2 separate regions of the Homo sapiens genome follow, and region 1 is linked to region 2. A link is a loop called in an ENCODE intact Hi-C map of the cell type or tissue named here. Cell type or tissue: mammary epithelial cell. All regions are shown on one strand.

What was found. A loop is a pair of places that touch in the nucleus more often than their neighbours do. Peaks named below come from ENCODE experiments on the same cell type or tissue, not always from the same donor. Only the 100,000 strongest peaks of a DNase experiment are listed, where the experiment ranks them.
Region 1: a loop joins it to region 2, with 2.5 times the contacts of the local background. A loop is called at or near these places in 2 of 110 quality-filtered maps.

The regions. Positions count from the first base shown.
Region 1 is chr12:38,215,653-38,223,652 of GRCh38, reverse strand. No RefSeq gene overlaps it. Among named protein-coding and RNA genes, the nearest start is that of ALG10B, 97 kb to the left of the region's middle. In mammary epithelial cell, a CTCF peak has its summit at 4,544; no DNase peak of the experiment used is centred here; H3K27ac peaks cover 438 bases.
Region 2 is chr12:38,312,843-38,320,842 of GRCh38, reverse strand. ALG10B (ALG10 alpha-1,2-glucosyltransferase B) reads right to left here and starts at 4,069. Exons shown (of 3, transcript NM_001013620.4): 1 at 3,779-4,069; 2 at 2,385-2,582; 3 at 1-682. The coding sequence starts at 3,949. RefSeq lists an enhancer at 3,799-4,998. In mammary epithelial cell, a CTCF peak has its summit at 4,340 (motif pointing right); a DNase peak (open chromatin) is centred at 4,162; H3K4me3 peaks cover 1,098 bases; H3K27ac peaks cover 634 bases.

The DNA.
Region 1 (8,000 bases), 97 kb after region 2:
CATTGCAAACATTATCAATAGTAACTGGAATTCCATTTCTTTATAAGCAGACTTCCTGTCAACTGGTTACTCTTTGAGGGTTTTTTTTTAAACCAAAATTTGAAGATTTTTTTGGTTGATAATACACTTTGAAATGTTCCAGAGATGTCTTAGTAGCTTTTTTTGTATTATGCATCAAACGCATCCTGGGTTGACATTTAATAGAATAATATTCCATAAGGAAAATTGCTTACTTCAATTTTTCTGTTTGGACAACAGAATCTTAATTATAAAGGTGATATATTTTATTCAATTTAGTTATCTAGCTGAAACTAACCAAGAAAGGGTTATATAACCCTAAAACTTAAAGTATAATAATAAAAAAAAGTGAAAAAAAGAATTTTATGAAGACAACAAAAATATAATGGTGACTAAATCTACATTATTGTACAGTAAGATTGTACATAATTATATAAAGCAAAGTACATAATTATTATGTAGGGTCTGATATCAATTTCTCTTCATTAGAGATTGATGAAACCTCTTTGCCAAGGATTGACTAAAGAAAGTGTTTCTACTTTGATCTGTTTTTAGTTTTCCTTTCTTTTTTTTTAAAATAACATCCAAGTTCTGTCTTTTATATATGATTTACCTTAATAACTCTGCCGGTGATATTAATTATGATTGCTTCTTTGATATTATAAATTTCATTAGTTATTAATCTCTGCATCTGAAATTGCTTAAAGCTTTAAATGTAAAATTTTAAAGTTTCATAAACTTAATTTATTTTAAAAATAAATTTAGGTATTCCCTTTAGCATAAAACAGGCACATATATAACATAAAAATTTAGATAAGAAAATGACTATCCATTAGTCTACTAAACTGTATATTTCCTTTCCGATTTTTAATGCATCTTTATGTTCATAAAATTTTTAAGTCACTGTATATCTGTTTTGTACCCTTTACCTTTCACACCAGAGAATGTGCAAGGCAGGGTAGAAGTTTATTGAGTGACAGAAAAGTTCTCGATAGTGAGAGGTGATCTGAAATGGTAGCTGTCTGTGTGGCTGAGTCCGGGGTTATTATGAGCTTGGAATGGGGGCATTCATGCTGATTGGTCCGTGGGTGGTCTTGGAAAAAGCATCACTCAATTGGTTAAAAGGCACTATCCAGAAGGAACCAATTCAGAGAGAGAGAGGAGAGTAGGTAAGACAGAGATAGAAGTTCTCACTCCAGTCATGGACTCTGTCTGAAACTGGCAGCTCGGTCCTCAGGTTGAAGGTTGAGTCCTACCAGAGACCCGCCCCTGTCTGCCTTGGAATTTGTCTATCTCCTGTCACTATCACCATGACTAAGTACTGGGTACCCCTCTCATAGCTCACAAATATTAACTTGGGTATTCCAGAAATGTCTTGGGAAACTTGATTCTTTTCCCGTATCCCAAGTTCTTAATGACTGAGATCCACCTCATTCCTCTGTGCTCTCACTGACTGTGTTTTCTGCCTGGAATCTCATGTCTGCCTAGTAGCCTTCACCTCAAATGGCATTTTTCACTCCTGACCCCCGGATCCATCTGTTATCACTCTCTGATAATGATTAGCCAGCCACCTGGAGTGATCTTAACACCTGGACTTTTTGAGTTTCACGTATCCTAACTGTACTTGAGTAACCAATTTGATTTTCATCTCCATTGAGATTCCTGAATTACTATTTCTTGAATGTCTTTGCTTCTGGTTTCCTTAGCTCCTTCCCTAGGATAACTAAACTCTATCCTTGTTGTTGTGTTTAGAATGTCCCTTTTCTTGCATTCCTTCTAGTGCCTCTCACCAGTCTTTGGTGCATAAATCAGTCTTTTGTGCAAAAATCTATTATATTGCTGGGTTTCATCTTAAATTTCTTCAATGTTCCCAATTTAGATGACAGCGTTAATACTTTATTGTTCTGACTACTGAAAGTTGATTTCTTTCAAAGGCATTTTTGTGTTTTACTTTTGAGTAGTGAATCATGAACATTCATACTCACTGACTAATTTAGCAAGACAATTCAATTTATTATTATCACCAGTTCTGATTCTGCAGGGTAATGGTGTTTTCTGACTTAAGTGATTAAAATGTTTTTCACTTCAAAAGCTTTTAGAAACATTTGTTTACCATTACTTAAAAGACTAATTATAACGTTGGGCTATAAATATGCTTATTCTTCAGACATTTTTTCTTCAGGGTAGTTGATTTTGTTATCTCTGAGTATTCTTGTGATTGCAATTAAGTTGAAAGCAGTGTTATAAAATATACATTATTTTTGTGAGCTTAGATGATAGCTCTCAATCTTACCAAATACAAATTTTGAAAGCTATAACACTTTTTAATCTACTTACATTTATAGGACTATAATTTTCAGACAAGCATATGTCTATGTTATTCACATAACTATTATCTTTGTCAATACACAAATGAATAACAAAAGATAAAAGATCTGATTTATGTATCTAGTTACCAGAATTCAGTTAGGTTTAATAGTCTTTATCAAGAATAGCATAAAAGCCTGTAAGATGGTAATGCATTTAGGTTTTCATAGATGTGATAGAAACACAAAGTGACAGTAGCTCAAACATGGTGAAGGTTTGTTTCTCATGAAAGTACGAATTTAGGTAATTCAAGGCTGTTGTGGTAATCTACAGATTCATTTGTTGATGTGGTCTTTATCCTAAAGTTTCAAAGTAGAGAGAGCTCCAAGAATTCCTCTTTCAAACAGTAAGATAAAGAAAATAGGGTCATCAGGGTCACAATCCTGCAGTTTAAGGACATGATCCAGACTTCTTATACACCACTTCCATTTACATTTTCTTAGTGACAGCTTAGTCATGCAACCACACCTATTTGCAAGGGAGATTAGGAAATGAAGTCTTTGTTCTGGGTAGCCATGTGCCCAGGAATAGCCATCAGTCTACGATAGGTTTGAAATGTGCTATTATATAATATATTCTATATGAAAGTGAATTTTATTGCAATGAAGTTCTTTAAGACAGTGGTACCCAAACATTTCTTCCAACAAAAAGTGAAATCCAACATATAAACTAGAGAAAGCTGAGCTACCTGATTAAAATGGTGGGTATAGGAATGTTACCTGTATCATGAGTCTGCCTCTGCTCCCAATTAATCCAGTCTTGCAAAGGAGCTTGAGGTTCCTAGGTCTTCATGGATCAGTATGACTGATCTATATATAAAGGAACTGATTTATATATATATAAAGGAACTAAAACATTCCTTTATAGTTTTAAATAGGTATTGATGTGTAATAAGGAACATATTTGACCACTGTTAAAAAATCAATAGGTATTGCTAAGAGGAAATAAAATAATTTTATTGAGAGCAAGAAACAACCTCAGATAAGATTCCTTCAACTTTTGGTTAAATAATTTATTTTTCAAATGATATCTATATGGTGATACCTGGGAGAGGCAAGTAATACTTTTTTTATAAACAAATGCTCACAATATTATTTCCGAATCATGAAGCCATTATTAACTTACATTGATCAAATTGCTAAGCAATGGCATTGTATTATATGTTTGAAATAACCAGATATTTTTAAAAGCTTAACTAATGACTTTTCTATATCAGTACCTGTGTCTGACTTTGGAATGTGTGTGTGTGTGTATTTTTTTTTTTAAATTTTATCCTTAAAACAAGTCTGCAAGCATGCCAGGTAAATGAGATTTTGTTAAGCCTAACTTCAAATATTCAAATGCAATAAAGGAAGCCTTGCTTTTAAGAATATTTATAAGAAGTTTTATTTTAAGAAAGCAGCCTGATTCTGTGCTTTGATCTACATCAACAGAGAATCATAGAGTTTTTGAACTGCGTGCTGGAAAAGGACTTTTAGGATTAGGTCCAATGACCCATCCAATGTTTAAATGTATTTTCATACTCAAAGGCCCAAGCTATTAATGAACTACACCAGAGTGGGACTTCATTTAAGGGACACATACATTATCACTAATAATGTGATTTTGCTTTTTCTGTTTCTTCATTACGTTTTTGAAGGATCACAATTATTATTTCCTTCGATATAGGCACAGGAATGACTTGATAAAGCAAATGTTAAGTTACTAAACCTGCTTATGTTTATTGTCAAAAAAGTGGCTGTTAATTGTTTAATTGTGGCCTGAGGGAAATTACTTGGAGATACATCTAATTTTGACTTATAGTCACATGAAAGGTGATCTGTAGAAATGTCTGTAGAAAATGTGGAAACAAACACTGCAAAATTATTATGAACATTATATTTGTGGGGCTCCTTTTCAGTCTGTTAGAAAGTTTTCCAGCAAATAAATCATGTGAACAGCAATATGACTAAAGGTGTAGAACATAGCATCGAGTTCTGATATTAAACCAACCTAGGAGAGATAGAGTTTATATTACCTTTCTATTACCGCTGTAACAAATTACTGCAAACCTGGTGGCTTAAAACAATTTACATTTATTCTTTTATAGTTTTGGAAACCTGAATTCCAAAATTATCTTACTGGCTTAAAGTCAAGATGTCAGCAGGGACATGCTCCCTCTGGAGGTTCTAGGAGAGAATTCATTTCCAAAGGTTTTCCCATCCCTCATCTTGCGACCCCCATTCTACATCTTTAAAGTCAGACACATCAGGTACAGTTCTGCCCACACCGCATTCATTTTATCTTCTCTTCTGTCTCCTTCTTTCACATGTAAGGACCTGTGTTAACATTGTAAGCACCTGGACAATCCATGCTATCTCTCTGTTTTAAGGCTATTTGATTAGCAACCTTAATTCAACTTTCAATGTAATTCTCCTTGTAATTTGCCATGTAGCCATACATATCCACAGGTTCTGGGGATTAGGGCATGGCATCTTTCAGGGGATGTTATTCTGTCTATGTCAAGGTTCTAAGGCAATATTTCCAAGAATTTTACAGAGTTCTTAATCATATTATACATAGAGCTGAAATTTGAAGGAAGGAATAGTTTATTTTCTGATTAGAATAAAGAAAACAAAGCATTAAGTTGCCTTCTCAATATCTGTACTTAGCCAACACAAAATACATTTTCTTCTCATTTGTCTCCCTACTTATAAAAACATCAACAGCACAGAGCAATAAAGTCAAATAAAAATCTCACTATCCTAAAGTATTTGTAAAGAATTAGCAATAAAAATCTAGGTGGCAAATTTACTTGTTACAATTACTAAAGAATATGAATTCTCAAATTTAGTAGAAATGCTGTCTTCATAGTCAAGGGCCTCAAGTCAGTTATAAAATGTTAATTTCTCTCGTTAGTAACGTTCTTGTTTCCCTGAAAAAAAAAAAGTTAGTGTTTATGCCTTCACATAATACTTTAGCATCTGCTTTTTTTCATCCATCCCGCAAGGGTAAGAAAACTGTTAAGCTCTTTCCTCCTCTCTTGGAATTCATCAGTTACTGTCAATGAAGGGCCTGTGCTATGCACAGTAATGCATTATGTTTTGTGGACATGAAACATAAAAGAGGAACAACACCTGTTTCTTGCCCTGGAAAATCAGTCAAAACAGTGGCATTAATTTTGAGAAACCAAAGAGAGCCATGATCCTTCACATCATCACAATGTAGTGACCCAATATCTCTGAAGGGAAAGAAAAAGGGATTATATGAAATGTGGAAACATGAAGTATGATAAAAATGAAAATTAGCTTTTGGTTTGCAAGAGTAATTACTGAAATATTTTCATTAAGCTAGAATTTTAAAACACCAGTATATGAATCCAAACTCATTGATACATTTACTGTTTCTTTATCAGATTATTCCTCCTCCATGATGCCTGTGAGAGGAAAAGATACTACAAATAAAGGCTGCAGTCTGAGTTTTTACTAAGATACGGACATCCAATATACAGCCTGTTGGACATTTTTAAGTTAAAACAAAAATATTGTCCTAATTAGCTAGTCCAAATGAAAGTGCAGTAGTGTGAAAGACCTTCAAGAAGAGTTATTCCACTAACTTCCAAAGGTTATCAGATCTAGTTTTAAAGAGAATTGAAAGTAATTATAAATTAGAATCGTTTAAGTTTAATTTTGCTAATATTCTGAAATTGGGCACTATGCATAAATGTCAGCACTAATAAATACACTGGCCTGGATTTGGAGTCATGTCTAACATCCACATAACAAATTGATTTCACCTTTTCTGAAAATGTGTAATGTAAAATTCACATGTGTGGTACACATATTCTAACACATGCCACCATTTAACAAAGCCAGACATCTCAATTGTAGGACAATACTGTTAGCTAATTATGACTGTAGGGAGAAACCTTACTAAAATGAACTTATATTTACAAGGGAATAATAACTTGTTTTCGAGCCTTTGATTGGCACCAGAGACTGACCTCTGTCTTCTTTTATTTTTTAAGAAAGAATTATTTGATCCTTGTTATTGACATTTTGTTTGCCACTCTTAGCAGCTGTTTAACAATTACATTTATAAACCTGACAGGAGGCTTTTAGAAAACGGCTGAGAGTCTGTAATTGGGAAATGTACTTCACTTTTCTTGCTTCTGTTTTCTCTTCATAATAAGATGTTTGTTCCTTGTAAATAACTTTCTTAACTGTTATTGCCTTGAGGATTACATGCAGTCACTCTGACCCAGGTAGCCTTATTAAGGTGGTGGGGCCCTGGTGTCAGGCAATAATCAGACCAGCCAGGGCCGATTGTCACCTTCTTTCACTGCTGCTTGCCATGGCTGGAAATAAAGGGCAACAGTAATTACTTCTCAAACGGTAGGTGCTGAGAAGGCATTTTTTTAGCGATATTGAAAGAAAGTTAATAAAGGCACACCTATAGAAAAACAGAATAGAATTTGGAAGACCAGAAGGAAGTTTATTTTAGAAGAGATAATGCCTCTCTTTCTTTCTCTGGCGCTGATCAGGATTTACTAGCTCTTTCTACTAGTTCCTGAAGAAGAACAAACTGTACATCACTCCCTTTTATGAAACACTACCTCATTTCTAACTCAGTGAGATATAAAGTAGCACAGGTACACTTGTGGCTACAAAACATAATTTTCTGTGGTTATTTGAAGGGTTACAAAAGAGAGAAATAGGCTACACATAGGATTGTCTTAGTCCATTTTGTGCTGCTATAACATAATGCCACAGACAGGATAATTTATAAAGAACAAAAGTTTATTGGATCAGGGTTCTTGAGGCTGGAACGTCCAAGAATGAGGGGCCAGCATCTGGCAAGAGTCTTCTTGTGGCATCATCCCATGGTGCAAGGGGGAAAAAAGGGTGAGAGAGAAAGAATGAGAAAAGGGGAAAAACTTGTTTTTCATAAGGAACCTGCTCCTGTGATAATGATGTTAATCCACTCATGATGGAAGAGCACACATGACCTAATCACTCACCTCTAAATACTATTTTAAATACTTAGTGCAGTATTAAAAATATTCCACCTCTTGATGCTGTTAGAATAGCAGCTAAATTTCAACATGATTTTGGAAGAACCAAACATTTAAACCACAGCAGGGGTCATGATTATAATCCTGGGAGAACGCCTATGAATGAGTCAAACAGCCTCCTCTGCCCCATAGTGGGCAAGGCCAAGAGCCTCTCCACTGTGTCAGTGGGGATTGTATTAGGTCTTCTGAATCCTATGGAAACCACAAGGGTCTTATTGCATGGGTTCAATGAGCCTGGTCTCCTCTCCAATTCATCAGGGTGTTGGGCTCACAGATGAAATAATATACCATTGTGTCTTATTCTGCTGGGGCTGCCAGAGCAAAACACCTCAGAATGGGTGGCTTAAACAACAAAAATTTATTTTTCACAGCTCTGGTAGCTAGATAACCAGATTAACATTGGTGGGATTGGTTTCTGGTGAGGGCTCTCTTCCTGGTTTTCAGACTGCTGCCTTCTTGCTTTGTGCACACACGACATTTCCTCAGTGTGTGCTGGTGAAGAGAGTGAGAACCAGCTCTCTGATATTTCATTTTTCTAAGGGCACTAATCCCATCATACCAG
Region 2 (8,000 bases):
TGTCTGCTAGCAAGTATTTATGAGCATAAGTGAATTTCCAAACTAAAAACACAGAGACTAAGGTAACCACCAAAAACAGAATTCCATGTTTCCAAACTAAGGAAAGAAAAGTCTTAATTTTGCTAGGAGACAGGAGATGAGGAAAAGAAAAAAAGAGAGTAAATGAAAAAAAGTAGAATAGTTGAGGAAAATGAAGACAGGCTTCATGACTACTCCGATCGCCAATAACAATTCCACCATTAACTACTACAAAAGCACAAAACAGAAATCCCAGAAGGATGTAGGGCCAAGTCAAACAGAAAAGCATACTCAAGTTTTTAAAGGACATGGAATAAGCCAAAAGAAACTGAAGAATTTTTCTGAATTCTGCAAATGGTCCTTTAATAGGTGGAAGTCTGTCTTCCTTCTTTTGTAGCTCAGTTTTCCAAGCCTCAGTTAACTTTTGTGCAATGACATTCCCTGCACAGAAGACAGCCCAGATGATATTTGTTTGCCGAAACATGAAGCCACAAAATCCAAGGAAGGCTGAAGTTTTATGATTTCCATAAAGACACATCAAATATGCAAAAAGAGTAAAAAACATAGATCCTGCTTCTGTATAATAAAGGAAGTTAAAAAAATAAAGTGTTGGAAATACTGCTAGTGTTAATGTTGACAAGACTCTCTGGATACTTGAGGCAGCCTTGGAGGAAGAAAAAACACAGATACAATTATTTTAATGATAAATGCTATTTCTGCTTACCTAATGAAGAGATTTATTTAAAACTACTCAACTACTCAAACCTTATTTAAATAAAATTAATCAATATTAATCTTATCTCTGGCTTTGCAAAAACACAATAAACATTTATAAGAACACTTCCTGGTACTTTTTATTTATACCTATCAGTTTGGAGACCGTGTGTATGCCAAAGCTTCTATAGCTTAACACAATTTGAATCAGGCTATGATTAGTTAAGGAGTTACTGAGTGCAAGATACCGACTAAGTTCTGTGGGGACTATGGAGATAAATAGGACACAATGCTGGCTCCATTTCCCTGAGCTTATGTTTTAGTGCCTTCAATAAGGATTCACTTAGCCATAATCACCACTTTCCTTTAAGGAAATCCTTCATAACACTACACAAGGGAGAATGTAAACATGCATATGGTATTTATTTTACCATATCCAGACTTACTTTTTCAAGATGATATTTTCATGATGAAATAACGGTATTTTTCTGAAAAGTGAGCCAGTCTAAACTTATATATCTTATTTTGGCCTTTCTGACATGCTATTTCAGAATTTGAAAGTGTTCTTATGTTCTTGAATTGTATACTCCACTTAATCTAAATCACTAAATCAGACCATGTCATTTCCTTGATTAAAATTAAGGTCTCTCCATTACATGCTAAAGTTCAAAGTCCTCTCTGTGACATATGAGGGCATTCATGACCTACTTCTCTAGCCTTACATCCCTCTACTTTCTAATCCTGTAATTCCAAGACCAATTCCCTGCACCTCATTGTTCAATGCCTTTCTTCCTTTGCTTATGCTGTTTGTCTCCCCAGGATTAATTCCTCACCCTACACAGCCCTATCCGTTCATCAGGACTCAGCTCTGGTACCATCTTCTCTGTGAGGACTTACTGAATGCCACATACTCCTCTCCCTCCCAGAAAAGCAGTAAGTGTTTCCCTGCTCCTTCTCTGTGTCCTCATAGCATCTTATGTCTACTACTCTATCATAATTGACACTACTGAAATAATCTCTTAAGGTTAAAAATAATTATTAGAGTTAATATTTACTGAGCCCTTACTATATATCTGGCACTATTTGAAGCATCTTCCATTTATTAAGTTTCCTTGTTCCTTTATAACAGTTCTATAAGGCAGATTCTATTGTTATTCTTATTTAACAGATGAAGACATGGAGCCACTAAGGGTTAACCTGCCCACAGTAACAAAACTGGTTAAGTGGCAGGGAGAGAATTCTAACCCAGGCAATCGACCTCCGGGGCCTGCACTATTACCACATCAAAAGTCCTCAGGTAAAGTCTGTTTTCCCTACTGAATATATACGTTTTACAAGAAAAAGACTGCCTCATTTATCTCTGTAGTCCCAGTCCCCAGCACATGGAATAAGCTCAGTAAGTATTTATTGAACTGGTTTGACTCACTTAACAAATATTTACTTTAGAGTTTACAAATAAGTTATTCAAGTATTTAAATACAAATTTATTCTAAAATGGAGATGGAGAATTTAAATTTACCTTTACATAATATACAAAAAATACAAAGTTACAAAGTGTTAAAGACATTTTTCACCAAATCTCATAAAACTAATTCATTGTAATTGTGGACCTGACTACACATAAACTTGTAATTAAGTATTTTGAAACATACCTTGTTTCTGGGTTGTACCTTGTGGAAAAGCAAATATAGTAAATAGAAGTTGCCAACACTGAAGAGAAGATTAACAAATCTGAGCATCCCAATGGAGCAGACAACATGTTCAGACCATGCAAAGATCCAAATGGCAGGTTTGACCACTCCAACTGACACCAGGTACAAGCCAGGTAATGTAGTAATCATGGGATCCCACTTTAAAATGAAAGAAAATGAAGTAAAAGCAAGAGGTAATACGAACAAGACAGACACAAATATGTCAAGCCCAAGTCTCATCTCCAGCAACAATCAGAAATTTTGAGAAGTTAGTCTATGACAAGATTAAGTAAGTCCTTGGCAGAACAGGATTAGTTTTTCTTATTTTTTGCCCCCGGACCAGCTTAGTGATGGTTCAGGTAGCAGCAACCAATAAACAACAACTTAAAATCTATTTCTATTTTCCAAGAAATGTTCTTTAAAAGCCTTTATTTTGATAAATAAACTGCAAATGCTCCAGTTTTTAAAAGCATGGAAACATTGTTTGGGACTCTAAGTTTAGGAAAACATTTGGACCACAGGCTCCATGATGACAGCTGACATAAACTGAGACAGAAATTGTGCCAAACCCTCTGTATTGTAACATTACAATATGCCCTATAGTAAAGATTATTGTCATTTTGCAGATGAGTAACCTGAATTTCTGAAACTCAGAACATCTCCAAGATCACAAAACTAGTAAATCACAGCACCAAGATTTAAGATCAGATCTTTCTCTAAAACAGACTTTATATTTCTAGCCAGTACCCTATATTGTGTCACCAGAAAAGCAGGGGATGTTTATTTTGATATTTATATGTACATACTTGCACAGTCAAATATATATTCAAAAATGATGTGACTTGACTGGTTGCCAGTTTATCCAGTCAACAGATAGTTCACTAAAAATACCCAGGGAAGGAATTTGTGATTATAAATTGTCACTTTTTGGTAGCCGAAGATCCCTCCAGTCCACCCTATCCCACCCCTAAAATGCACAGTGAGGTGCTTAACAGGTGAGCTAAAGGGAAGTTTTCTGATATTTCCAAGGAGCACCCGAATGCCTTTAATCCTGAGACAAGGAAAAACAAAGTGGGATCGATATTGTCAGCTGCCAAGAGGAGCGCTCAGTTCCCCACTAAGTATTCTCCCAGATCACTCCTCCCTGGGGATCAGATCTGCTGTTTATTCATTCATTTAATAAATATTTCACAGATCTCAGAGACAGGAACAAAAGACTATACCCAGTTTCTTTCATGTTCTGAGGCTGGGGTGGGGTGGAAAGGGACGAGTTAAGTCTAAAGATGGGAGAAGGAGCTGGGGACGCTGGGACCTTTCAGGCCTCTCCTGGGGTGGGGACAGGTTGGGCACCCCACCTGGGAAAGGGAGAAATGGCCCTCACAGTAGCGCTGCGCCTGAGGCAGGTGGAAGATCTCGTCCATGTAGGGCTCTCGCAGCGCCCGGCTGAAGGCGGAGAAGAGGAGGCAGGACACTAAAAAGGTACAGCTCAAGGCGGCCGAGAAACAGTAACCCTCTAGCTGCGCCATTCCTGCTCCCACAGCCACTGCCCAAGAACCCACTCCTGGAAAATTCTGAGCCCGGAAACCCGAGCTGGAAACTTGGGCTCGAAATGGGCGCGCTAGACAGGACTAGCCAGACGGGGCCACATACCGGAAGGCAAAGGATGCTGGGAGAGCGCGGATCCGGAAAACAGCGGGTCGCTGTTTCCTGGAGTGACGGGTTTAGATAACGGACCGGATGATTACCCTCTCCATCACATTACTCGGGGCGCACAGTGTCAAAACTTCCGGAAAGGGCGGGTCTCGGATTTCGCGAGCGCGGGAGGGGCGTGGCTTGCTGCTTTGGAAAAAAAAAAAAGCCGCTTCTTAGCTTGGATCTTTTTTCCTGCTCATTTCCATCACTTACCAGAAGGTGGCGACGTTTCCCCACGTTTCCAATTCCAAGCCCTAAAATTAACACATTTTTTTCCCCCGTTATTTCTTTTCTTTCTCTCCAGTGATCCGAATTAATTAAACCCTCAATTCCAAGACATTTCATTCCATCAACCTTGGAGTGTAGGAAGGGGGCGTTGGTTGTGATAGCAAAGACTGAGACTTTCAGATGAAAACTTGAAGAACCAGAGACCCGTCAATGCCGAATGAACTTCAGTGAGAGGAGTGTTTGTTCGTTTGTTTGTTTGTTTAGGTTAAGAGAGAACTCTTTCAAAATGTGGATGCTCTCAGAGGATTTAGTAAAATTGACACTCCTAGTGCACTCTCATAGCCATATTACCCTGTAGGATTTGGAAGAAAATATATATTTTAGAATTTGGGATGTTTTAGGTGTGCCTGTAAATTAGGTTGTTAATATTTATAAGGCAGCCTTCTGTTTTTCCTACTAAATCATAAGCGTGAACATCTTAGTGGGTGGCATTATACATCCTTTATGTTTGTAGTCCCCCAAATGGCTTTCACACAGTAGGCACTTAAATTTGTGGACTTTTATAGGCTGTGTAGACATCATCAAATTCCTGTATTCTGGGATTAGGTGTTGGGGGCAGGAGATGTGGTAAATAATTTGAAGAATGCCGAAGATAAATTATGTGTTGGAATTTTGTCTTGAGCATGGTTGGCCATGTTTTGTAGAAAAACTTTCTCTCAGGTAACCTCAGTCAGGTTGCCTTTGGCAGGCATATATCAGATTGAGTCGGGATTTAAGGTTGCAAACCTCAGAGTTCTCAATTGAGCTCTTTTTCTGGGTTAAAAATAATTCAGTATTTCTGAACTTAAGAAAGTTTCTTAAATCAAGCTGACTGCCTTTCCAGTCTGTCTCTGCCTGTTTCCTCAATGATAAGAGGAGGTAGTGGTGAATGAGGGCTGGGACGGGAATATTTACATTACTGGAATAAAATCATGTCAGGATTCTACTCTGATGTGATGCTTAGCTTTGCTTTAACCATCATCTCCCATTTTATTATTGATTCCATGCTGTACTTATCTGTTTAAGTCACTTGTAACACATCTCCAGATGATTCAGTCTTCAAGAGGTTGATGTGATCTACGAGTAATTAGCCCCTGACCTATTGACCTGCTAAATCGTGTTATATATACTCTGCAGCTTACTGACCCACCCTAGAAATAGTGGGCCGTTTTTAAAGGGAGTAGAACAAGACTAGACATTTATGCTCTCCATTTTTCTTCATAACAATTGCCACCAATAGTTTATGTTAAACATTTGACTCCTATACATGCTGCACACATCGCTTTACATAAAATGGAAAGTTTCAAGGAAATATAGGGTTTTAGGATGGCTAGGGATCTTTATTAATAATCTACTTGACTTCATTTTATAAAAGAAGCTGATTTTTAAAAAATGAATAATTTACCTAAAATTACATAAAAAATTAGTGTCAGAACCAAGTGTAGGAATTAGAACATCAGACCAAGAGTAATAAAATAACTTCACAGCCTTATAGGTTAAAATAATCTACAATATATACTGAATTGAATGTTTCACTAGTCCCAATAACTTTACATTTACATTCCACTATTCTCTGTTTCCATACACCAATTTGAAATACAAGTTTCATCTTTTAAAAAAATGTTCGTCTTACAGACTAATTACATCAAAATCTGCTGGGGGATCATTGTGAAAAACTAGATTCTAGAGAGCCATCTCAAATCACTGAATACTGATCTTCATATTTGGAAACGATTGATGTAAAACATATTACCTAAGAATGCTAAGAAGCTCCATGGGCCCAGTAGAGTTCTTCATAGAGTACTTCACTCATTTGTTAGTGAGTTACTTTTACTATCTGCAAATCGATGAAGCTGTTGTCACTTTTCTACTCTTAGATTACAGCATCTTTGATAATCTTGAAATGCTTTCCAAAGCTCTGCTCCTAAATCAAGACCTAGTAAAATAGCTACCTCTGGGGTTTTAATGAAATAGACTACATTTTATTAGACCTATCATTTAAAACTAGATCAGCATTGATTTCAACTTATATTTTCCATTCAGAATTCCAACTGCCATTTTCCATAGATGTTTGTGAAAAAGAGTCATTAGGATGAGCAATCCCATTATAATTGCACATCAACTATTTATTTGTGCTACTTGAATTATGATAAATAAGTTACGGCAGAAAAATGGGCAATTTCTGTTGGGGTTCTAAGGATAGGTTGTTTTAGCAAGAAATACATCTTTTTTGGTTTATAAGCCATTAAGATTTTGACTTTATTTCTCTGGTATAACCTAGCTGACTTTGATCAATTAAGACATTCCTAATTTGATGAACTCAGACAACATAGCATATACTTAACTGTTTGAAACAGCCATATCTGAACAGTGAATTTCCCCAAAGGCTGTAACTGTAATAACTTTGAAGTATTAGTCCAAGAAACACCCTGCCTCTTATTGCACCCCTTTTCACTTGTTGCTGAATGAAAACATTGGCCACTTGCTAATCAGAGTGACGGTTTACTCCTTTCTAGGTGACAATTCGTTCTAGCTACAGCAGAGTACTGCACCCTGGGCCAAAAATCACAGATGATAACCTCTAAAATGCAACTCTACCCTTGAGGTCAATCTTAACATATCAATTTAAAATCTAAATTTTAAAATTAATGAATCAATTAAAAAAACACACAACATTTTAGTACAAAAGCATTAGCAAGTATTTTAGCTCTACTGAAAATGTCTTGAAGACATTGTATAGGGGACTGGTTAAACCTAAGTAACACACACACGGAGAGACCCTTCTAAAAAACAGTAATATTTATTTGGTGAGAATACAATGAACATAGGGAGGTAAAAGAAGACAAGGGATTTTAAAAGAAAAATGAAGAGGGTTACATAAATTGCTTTGAGACAATTATCCTTGGTTACAAGGACTGGTAGAAAGGGTGGCACCAGTTTGAGGTTGGACAGGCAGTTGCTGGGCAAATGTCCTCACAGAAGTAATTTTTTGTGAGATTGTGGTGGCCTTTGTGCAAAGTTGTGGTTTGTGCAGTCTTTTGTCGTAGTTCCTGTTGTCAGGCATACACGCATATAAACCCTCCCTTTCTGGTCTTCCTTAGCTCCATTTTTCAGGGTTTTTATGCAAGTGGCCCCATTTTGATTCTGATAACTTTCATAGAACAAATCTTTCTGGTTTGTGGCAGACTTTCCAGTTTTACCCTTGAAAGTCTCAGGCCAGGTAAATTCTGTAGTATCAGACAAAGAGAATGGTTGGTGATATGGTTTGGCTGTGTCCCCACCCAAAATCTCACCTTGAATTATGATCCCCATAATCTCCACGATCCCCACGTGTCAACGGAGAGACCAGACGGAGATAATTGAATCCTTGGGGCAGTTTCCCCTATGATGTTCTCATGATACTGAGTGAGTTCTCATCTGATGGTATTATAAGTGTTTGATAGTTCCTCCTGCATTCATTCTCTTTCCTACCATCTTGTAAAGAAGGTGACTTGCTTCCCCTTCGCCTTCCACCATGATTGTAAGTTTCCTAGGCCTCTGCAACCATGCTGAACTGTGAGTCAGTTAAACCTCTTTCCCTTATAAATTACCCAGTCTTCTGCAGTTCTTTATAGCAGT